Linked DNA regions of Homo sapiens: region 2 is linked to region 1. Evidence: read pairs that join two places in POLR2A ChIA-PET (ENCODE). Cell type or tissue: PC-3. All regions are shown on one strand. Links, peaks and the distances in the headings refer to the core of each region. The heading gives the core; the rest is flanking DNA.

Region 1 (4,400 bases), core at 284-4,283:
GCGGTGGCTCACTCCTGTAATCCCAGCACTTTGGGAGGCCGAGGCAGGTGGATCATGAGGTCAGGAGACCGAGAACATCCTGGCTAACACGGTGAAACCCCGTCTCTACTAAAAATACAAAAAAAATTAGCCGGGCGTAGTGGCGGGCGCCTGTAGTCCCAGCTACTCGGGAGGCTGAGGCAGGAAAATGGCGTGAACCCGGGAGGCGGAGCTTGCAGTGAGCCGAGATCCCGCCACTGCACTCCAGCCTGGGCGACAGAGCGAGACTCCGTCTCAAAAAAAAAAAAAAAAAAAAAAGACTCCGTCTCAAAAAAATAAAATAAAATAAAAATAATACCTTAAGCAGATATGAATTTTTTTCAGAACACTAGTTTTAAAATATTGAAAAAATTGAAAAGTAGCTATATTAAAACTCACATTAAGTATTTGATTTATACCAAAATCAGAATTTATTATAAATTTATTTTGCTGGTTTTAATGGAAGCAAACTCATAGGTGATATTTTTATCTAAGTCAATAACCTTTTTTTTTCCGAGACAGAGTTTCAGTCTTATTGCCCAGGCTGGAGTGCGATGGCGCCATCTCGGCTCACTGCAACATCCACCTCCTGGGTTCAAGCGATTCTCCAGCCTCAGCCTCCCGGGTAGCTGGGATTACAGGTGCCCGCCACCACACCCAGCTAATTTTTTTGTATTTTTAGTAGAGATGGGTTTTCATCATGTTAGCCAGGCTGGTCACGATCTCCTGACCTCAGGTGATCCACCTGCCTCGGCCTCCCAAAGTGCTGGGATTACAGATATGAGCCACCGTGCCTGGCCGCCAATAACTGGTTTTAAAAATACGTAAAATCACATATCCAGTTATATAGTATGTAGTACACATCCTTCCTTTTGCAACATGGCTCAGCACAGCACTGGCTGGAACTATGACTTGCGGCTACCAGCCTCAAAGATTTTCAGGACTCTAAATGGAAACAGAACATCTGATCATATCTGACTCCTCACGTCTCCTGTCACAGCTCCTTTGGGTAGTAGCCTCTCTTTTCATAGAAAAATATCACTGTCAGGCTGACTTTTAGGGTCATGTTCCTAAAGGCCAATAAAGACAAGCTGTGTTCTCATGACAACAGGCAGAAATCAACCTCACACATCTGCTGACGCTCCAGAACATCTATGTGGACTTCCAAGCACTAAATATCTGAGAGTTACTGTCTTTTAAATACCCCCAAATGAAGGTTTTGAATAACTTTTCTGGAGCACATATGTTCATTTAACATTTATTGAAGACTACATCCCTACTAAATAAAACAGCCTATAACTGGGTTTGCAGATTCTATTATCCAGCCTTATGTTCTTTAAAATACCAATTAGTAGTGTATGTCATTATATCTTTTGTCATTTAAAAAGCATGTATTATGCATCTTTTATTACAGTAAAGGCTATATAATAATGCCTTATGCTTTTACGATTTTTCACTTGCATTCAATGCTTATGAAGGTTCTATGAGGTAGGTAGATATGATATTTTATAGAAATTAATGTATTAACTTTTTCTTTGAAGCTGCAGATTATCTAGTGATCAGCCCCCTCACTTTTTACTCACTGTCCTCTGATTCCAGTTCTAATGCTCTTTCCACACTGCCAAGTTGCCTCTTCTAACAGACACACAGCCTAATAACATAGGATTTCAGATAGACAAGTGTAGACAAACCAGGACTGTACGGTTGAATATAGGATGTCTAAAGTGATCAAATGAATATGAAATTATGATATAACCTGCCAAGGAAAAGATGAATTTTCCAGAAGGGAGAGTGAAGAGGAGTCATAGGGCGACTCAGTCCTGGACACAGCCACAGAGCTGTGGAGGCCCAGACCTGCCGGAGAGGTGGTGCCATGTGTGGTTACCATATGGCTGGGGGCAGAGGCGTGGTCGGCAGCACAGGCAGAGCTCAGAGCATGACAGCCTCACCAGAGACAAAAAGTTGAGTCACAAACCTGGCCTAATCAGAATCAAGAAACAGACCAGGCGGGGAGCGGTAGCTCATGCTTGTAATCCCAGCACTTTGGGAGGCTGAGGTGGGTGGATCACAAGCTCAGGAGTTCAAGACCAGCCTGGCAACACAATGAAACCCTGTCTCTACTAAAAATACAAAAATTAGCTGGGCGTGGTGGCGGGTGCCTGTAATCCCAGCTACTTGGGAGGCTGAGGCAGGAGAATCACTTGAACTAGGGAGACAGAGGTTGCTGTGAGCCAAGATCGTGCCACTGAACTCCAGCCTGGGCGAGAGAGCTAGACTCCATCTCAAAAAAAAAAAAAAAAAAAAAGAAAAAAGAAACAGACCAATTCTCAGAATGAATGCCAGTGAGAAGACCTAAGAAAACAAGAGACAGGCCAGGTGCAGTGGCTCACGCCTAGAAACCCAACACTTTGGGAGGCCGAGGCGGGTGGATCATAAGGTCAGGAGACTGAGGCCATCCTGGCCAACATGGTGAAACCCCGTCTCTACTAAAAATACAAAAATTAGCTGGGTGTGGCGGCAGGCGCCTCTAATCTCAGCTACTCTGGAGGCTGAGGCACAAGAATCTCTTGAACCCAGGAGGTGGAGGTTGCAGTGAGCTGAGATCATACCACTGCACTCTAGCCTGGAGACAGACCGAGACTCCGTCTCAAAAAAAAAAAAGAAAAAAGAAAACGAGAGACAAAACAGACTACTGTCCGTAATTTCTTTAAAAAACCAGGAGGAGAAGATAAAACTGTTCTGGAGATGGATAGTGGTATTGGTCGTACAATAATGTGAATGTTTAATGTCACTGAACTATACATTTAAAATGGTTTAAATGGTAACTTTTATTATATGTATATTTTTAACATAATATATATTGTGTTATATATAATTGTGTATACATGCACAATTTTTAACGTAAATAATTTTTTTAAATCAGACTCAAGTTGACCTAATTCTCTGTACCTCAGAGGCAAATCCTCCCAGGTCCAAAAAAGAAAAATAGTCAGGAGCTGCTTAACCAGTGATTGAGGTGAAGGCAGGGGAATTATACCCACCTAAAGGGACAATTTGTAAGTTTGTCAGTATTTTGGGGTTCTACTTTTTTTTTCTTTTTTGAGACAGAGTCTCACTCTGTCACCCAGGCTCGAGTGCAGTGGCGTTATCTCGGCTCACTGCACCCTCTGCCTCCCAAGTTCAAGCAGTTCTCATGCCTCAGCCTCCCAAGTAGCTAGGATTACAGGCACATGCCACCACGCCCAGCTGATTTTTGTATTTTTAGTAGAGACAGGGTTTCACTATGTTGGCCAGGCTGGTCTCAAATTCCCGACCTCAGGTCCGCCCGCCTCAGCTTCCCAAAGTGCTGGGATTACAGGCATAAATCACCACGCCCGGCCTAGTTTGTATTTTGGCTCTAACAATGAATGGGGTACAACTGGCTGGGGTCCTGGGATTAGAGATGCCCAATAATATGTGGGTCAGTCATGCAAACAAAAAGCTGTCTCATGTCAGACATGAGCTTTGAATGTCTTTCAAGTAGATGAAAAACCTATTTACAATGATGTGAGCCTAAAACCTAACTTTAATTTACACATAAAACACAAAATACTTTTGAGTAGTTTTAAATGCACTGAATTTTCTAGGAATACAATTTATAAATGCAAAGAAAATTGGACGTTGCCTCACTGAATTTTTCAGGAATGCACCTTATAAAGGCAAGGAAAACTGGATGTTGCTTCACGCATAACTTAACCCATTGTAGTTCATCATTTTGGAAAATTACAATACCAGTGGTGATGCCCCCTGTGGTATTTGAGTCATCAATGTATCACTGCAGTATCAGTCTGCATTTGTAGGTGTCACATTCACAACGATTCTAGGTATAAGTACAAGCATCTGGCTATAATGTATGTTTACTATAAATTAAATTTTTAAAATTTCTCCTTTATGTTATGCTTAGGTTATGTGTGAGATTTGCTTGTACTTTCTATTCACTTTCTTTTAGAATAGAAGATATTTATGAAAGGAAAAGGATATTGAGACTGGTGAAATGTATCTACATCCAACGAGGATGGCTTGGAGTACACAGCTACTGGGGATTTTCCAAGCACTTTGGGAGAACGCATGCATTCTGTTGTTTGAACAGAGACCACCCATTTATCACTGACATCCTGTATCCCTTTTCTGCTGCTATCGGGGGTCTAACCTTGTCCAGACAAGCCAGAAACATCTCGTTTTCTCTTCCAAGTACTCTGCAGCATCTTCACTGGAAAAGAGGAATTTCAGATGTTTGACTATTAGAGGCTTGACAAGGGCAGAGACAGCAGACACCTAGCACAGAGTGTAGTCAGTAGGAACTCTGAGGAAAAGGGCAATGATCAGTCAAAAAAGGTCAGCTA
Region 2 (4,400 bases), core at 264-4,263, 170 kb after region 1:
ACTGCAACCTCCGCCTTCCCGGTTCAAGCGATTCTCCTGCCTCAGCCTCCTGAGTAGTTGGGATTACAGGCGCTCACCACCACGCCCGGCTAATTTTTATATTTTTAGTAGAGACGGGTTTCACCATGTTGTCCAGGCTGGTCTCAAACTCCTGACCTCAGGTGATCTGCCCGCCTCAGCCTCCCAAAGTGCTGGGATTACAGGCGTGAGCCACTGCACTGGCCTGCTGTTTCTTTTTCTTATAATGGCATCAGTTATATTGGTTTAGGGCCTTACCCTAACAACCTCATCTTATCTTAATCACCTTAAAAACTTTATCTCCAAATACTGAGGGTTCGGGGGTTAGGGCTTCAACATGAATTTTTAAGGAACACAGTTCAATCCATAACATTCAGTTACTCCTTTTTCAACTAGTACTAACTTAACAAGGATTTAAGCATACCCAAGTCTCTTATTATCTTTTTTTTTTTTTATTTTTTTTTTTTGAGACAGAGTACTCACTCTGTTTCTCAGGCTTGAGTGCAGTGGTGCTATCTTGGCTCACTGCAACTTCTGCCTCCCAGGCTCAAGCGATCCCTCCACCTCAGCCTCTCTGGTGGCTGGGACCACAGGTGAGGCGCAGGCCACCATGCTTGGCTAATTTTTGAATTTTTTTTTGTAGAGATGGGGTTTTGCCACATTGCCCAGGCTTGTCTCAAACTCCTGGGTTCAAGCGATCCACTGGCCTTGGCCTCCTGAAGTGTATTGGAATTATATGGGTGAGCCACCGTGCCTGGCCTCAAATCAAGTCTTATCTGAAATATACGCTCCTTACCTTAGATTCTTAGATTCCTCTTCAGCTTTATCTATAATTATTTTTCTTAGTTTTTTTTTTTCTCCTTTTTTTAAGAGACAAGGTCTCTTGTTACCTAGGCTGGCCTCAAACTTCAGGGCTCAAGTGATCCTGCCACTTCAATCTCATGAGTAGCTGGTACTACTTGTGTGTGCCACCATGCCCAGCTTATTTCCTTTAAGTTTCTTGAAAGAATTCTCTATATTCATTTTCTTCACCTCCTTATTGGTTAATTTTTTTTTTTTTTTTTTTTTTTTTTGGTATTTTGAAGGCTGACAGTCCATAGCAGTCACTGAATTTGATGTAGTGGTGATCACCATTGATATCTTTGTTGCTAAATCTAATGGAATCTGTTTAATCATTTGCCATTTTAACTACTTGTTCGTTCTTGAAATTTTCTTCTTATACTTCTGGGACACCATATTTTCCTTATTTCCTTCTTAGGTTTTAGCCAGTCTTTTGTTGGTTATTTTTCTCTTTTCTCTGACCACTTTAGATGTTTGACTCTGAGGCACTACCCTGCTCTCTTCTGAAAACCTTCAGATAAAAATCCAAACTACGTAGTTTAGGAAATAAGGACTTCAATGCACACTCTTCATGAATGGTCTCATTTGTGACTTCAACTATTGCCTCTATTTTGATGACTCCCAAATCTGGCTTTTTAGCACAGGTCTCTCTTCAACGCTGACATATGTAGTTGTCTTAAAATACTTGACATTCATGTCAAAAACGTTGTGTATTTCAACCTTCCTGACATTGTTTTCCTCCTATGAGCCATGCAGGCACCAATCAGTTGGAAAAGCCCAAAATCTTAATTCTTTCCCCTTATTAACTTATGTGTAACCCCTCCTCCAACTCTCCAACTATCTAATTATTTTATTTCCAACTCTCCAACTAGCCATTATTTATTTATTTATTTCTGAGACAGAATTTCACTCGTAGCCCAGGCTAAAGTGCAATGGTGCAATCTCGTCTCACCGCAACCTCTGCCTCCCAAGTTCGAGTGATTCTCCTGCTGCAGCTTTCCGAGTAGCTGGGATTACAGGCATGCACTACCATGCCCACGCCTGCCTAGTTTTTTTTTTTTTTTCTTTGAGAGAGAGTTTCACTCTTATTGACCAAGCTGGAGTGCAGTGGCACCATCTCGGCTCACTGCGACCTCCGCCTTCTGGGTTCAAGTGATTCTTCTGCCTCAGCCTCCTGAGTAGCTGGGATTACAGACGTGCGCCACCATGCCTGGCTAATTTTGTATTTTTAGTAGAGTATGTTGGTCAGGCTGATCTCAAACTCCTGACCTCAGGTGATCCACCTGCCTCGGCCTTCTAAAGTATTGGGATTACAGGCATGAGCCACTGCACCCAGCCAACACATATCATATAGTTTAAAATGTAAGTGTTTCCAGTACAGTAAGCTATTAACAGTATAGTGCTATGAACAGCATTCATATAGTTAATAGCATTATGCAGAAAAATTAAGGATATCGGGAACATAGAGATTCTTGGTTGAGGAGTGAGCCCTTTTAGATTGGCAGTTAGTGGAGACCTCTTTAAATAGAGGACAACTTGAGCAGAATGGAATGCTGTCAAAGAGCAAGACATGCTTTTATCTAGAGACCAGAGCTTTCCAGCCAGAGGGAACAAATTGTACAAGGGATAAGATACATTTTATACATATTTCACTAAAGATGTTCACGTATTGTCTCCAAGTCTCTGTTAATATAGATAACTAGGTCATGCAGACAACCTAGTCCTTTGTCTCCTTATTCTTATATGCCTGTGCAGGGGTTTCTGTGATTATAGCACCAGGTGTGAAACTGCTGGGTCATAGAAGATACAGTCACGAGTTGCTTAAGGCTGGGATACATCCTGAGAAATGGGTCGTTAGGCAATTTTGTTGTTCTATGAACATCATATGAACAAACCTAGATGGTACAGCCTATTATACACTTGGGCTATGTGGTATATAGCTTATTGTATCTAGGCTATAAGCCTGTACAGCATGTTACTGCACTGAATACTGTAAGCAGTTGTCACAAAATGGTAAGTATTTGTGTGTTTAAACATGTCTAAACTTAGAAAGGTACTGTAAAAATACAGTGTAGAAGTAAAAAATGGTACATCTGTACAGGGCACTTACCTCGAATGGAGCTTGGAGGACTGGAAATTGGTTTGGATGAATCAGTGAGTGAGTGGTGAGTGAAAGTGAAGGCCTAGGGCATTATTGTACACTTAGGCTAAAATAAATTTATTAAGAAATTTTTTTCTTCAATAATCTTAGCTTATTGTAACTTTTAGTTTATAAACTTTTTGTCTCTGTTGCAGTAACACTTAGCTTAAAACACAAATACATTGTGTAGTTCTACGTTGTTTAAAACAGACGCAAACACACACATTAACTCAGGTACACACAAGGTCAGGATCATCAATATCTCTGTCTTCCACCTCCACATCTTGTCTCACTGGAAGGTCTTCGGGGGCAATAACATTCATGGAGCTGTCATCTTCTATGATAGCAATGACTTCTTCTGAATTATCTCCTGAAGGACCTGTCTGAGGCTGTTTTACAGTTAACTTTTTTTTTTAATAGGAGTAGTACATTGTAAAATTATGATAAGAAGTATAGTAGTGGGGCTTGGTGGCTCACTTCTGTAATCCCAGGGTTTAGGGAAGCTGAGGTGGGAGGATTGCTTGAGGTCTGGGGTTTGAAATCAGCCAGGGCAACATAGCCAGACCCCATCTCTACAAAAAGTAAAAAAATTAGCATGGCATGATGGCTCATCCCTGTAGTCCCAAGTCTCAACTATTCAGGAGGCTGAGGTGGAATGACTGCTTGAGCCCAAGAGTTCAACGTTGTAGTGAATTATGATGCCGGCATTGCTCTCTACCTCAGGTGACAGAGATCGTAACTCTTAAAAAAAGTAGGCTGGGCGTGGTGGCTCACGCCTGTAATCTTAGCACTTCGGGAGGCCAAGGCGGGTGGATCACGGGGTCAGGAGATTGAGACCAGCCTGGCCAACATGGTGATACCCTGTTTCTACTAAAAAAATACAAAAATTAGCCAGGCGTGGTGGCACACACCTGTAATCCCAGCTACTTGGGAGGCTGAGGCAGGAGAATTGCTTGAACCCGGGCGATGGAGGTTTCAGTGAGCCAAGATCGTACCACTGCACTCCAGCCTGGGCAACAAGAGTGAAGCTCCGTCTCAAAAAAAAAAAAAAAAAAAGTATAATGTAGTAAATGCATAAACCAGTAACATAGTTGCTTATTATCACTTTCAAGTGTTATGTACTGTACCTAATTGTATGTGCTCTGCTTTTATACAAATGGCAGTGCAGTAGGTTAGTTTACACCAGCATCACCACTAACGTGTGAGTAATGTGATTTACTACGACTTAGGATGGCTATGATGTCACTATGTGATAGGAATTTTAAAGCTCCATTAAAATCTTACGGGATCACTGTCGTATATATGTGGTCCATATCTGACTGAAACTTTTTTTTTTTTTTTTTGAGACAGGGTCTCACTCTGTCACCCAGGCTGGAGTGCAGTGGCACGATCGTGGCTCACT

What was found. Peaks named below come from ENCODE experiments on the same cell type or tissue, not always from the same donor. Only the 100,000 strongest peaks of a DNase experiment are listed, where the experiment ranks them.
Region 2: POLR2A ChIA-PET joins it to region 1 with 12 read pairs; 4 of 35 experiments call an interaction of 5 or more read pairs at or near these places.

The regions. Positions count from the first base shown.
Region 1 is chr5:62,246,451-62,250,850 of GRCh38, forward strand. No RefSeq gene overlaps it. Among named protein-coding and RNA genes, the nearest start is that of KIF2A, 58 kb to the right of the region's middle. In PC-3, for the core only: no CTCF peak of the experiment used is centred there; a DNase peak (open chromatin) is centred at 1,991.
Region 2 is chr5:62,416,257-62,420,656 of GRCh38, forward strand. All of the region lies in intron 1 of IPO11 (importin 11), which reads left to right. Among named protein-coding and RNA genes, the nearest start is that of IPO11, 5.7 kb to the left of the region's middle. In PC-3, for the core only: no CTCF peak of the experiment used is centred there; no DNase peak of the experiment used is centred there.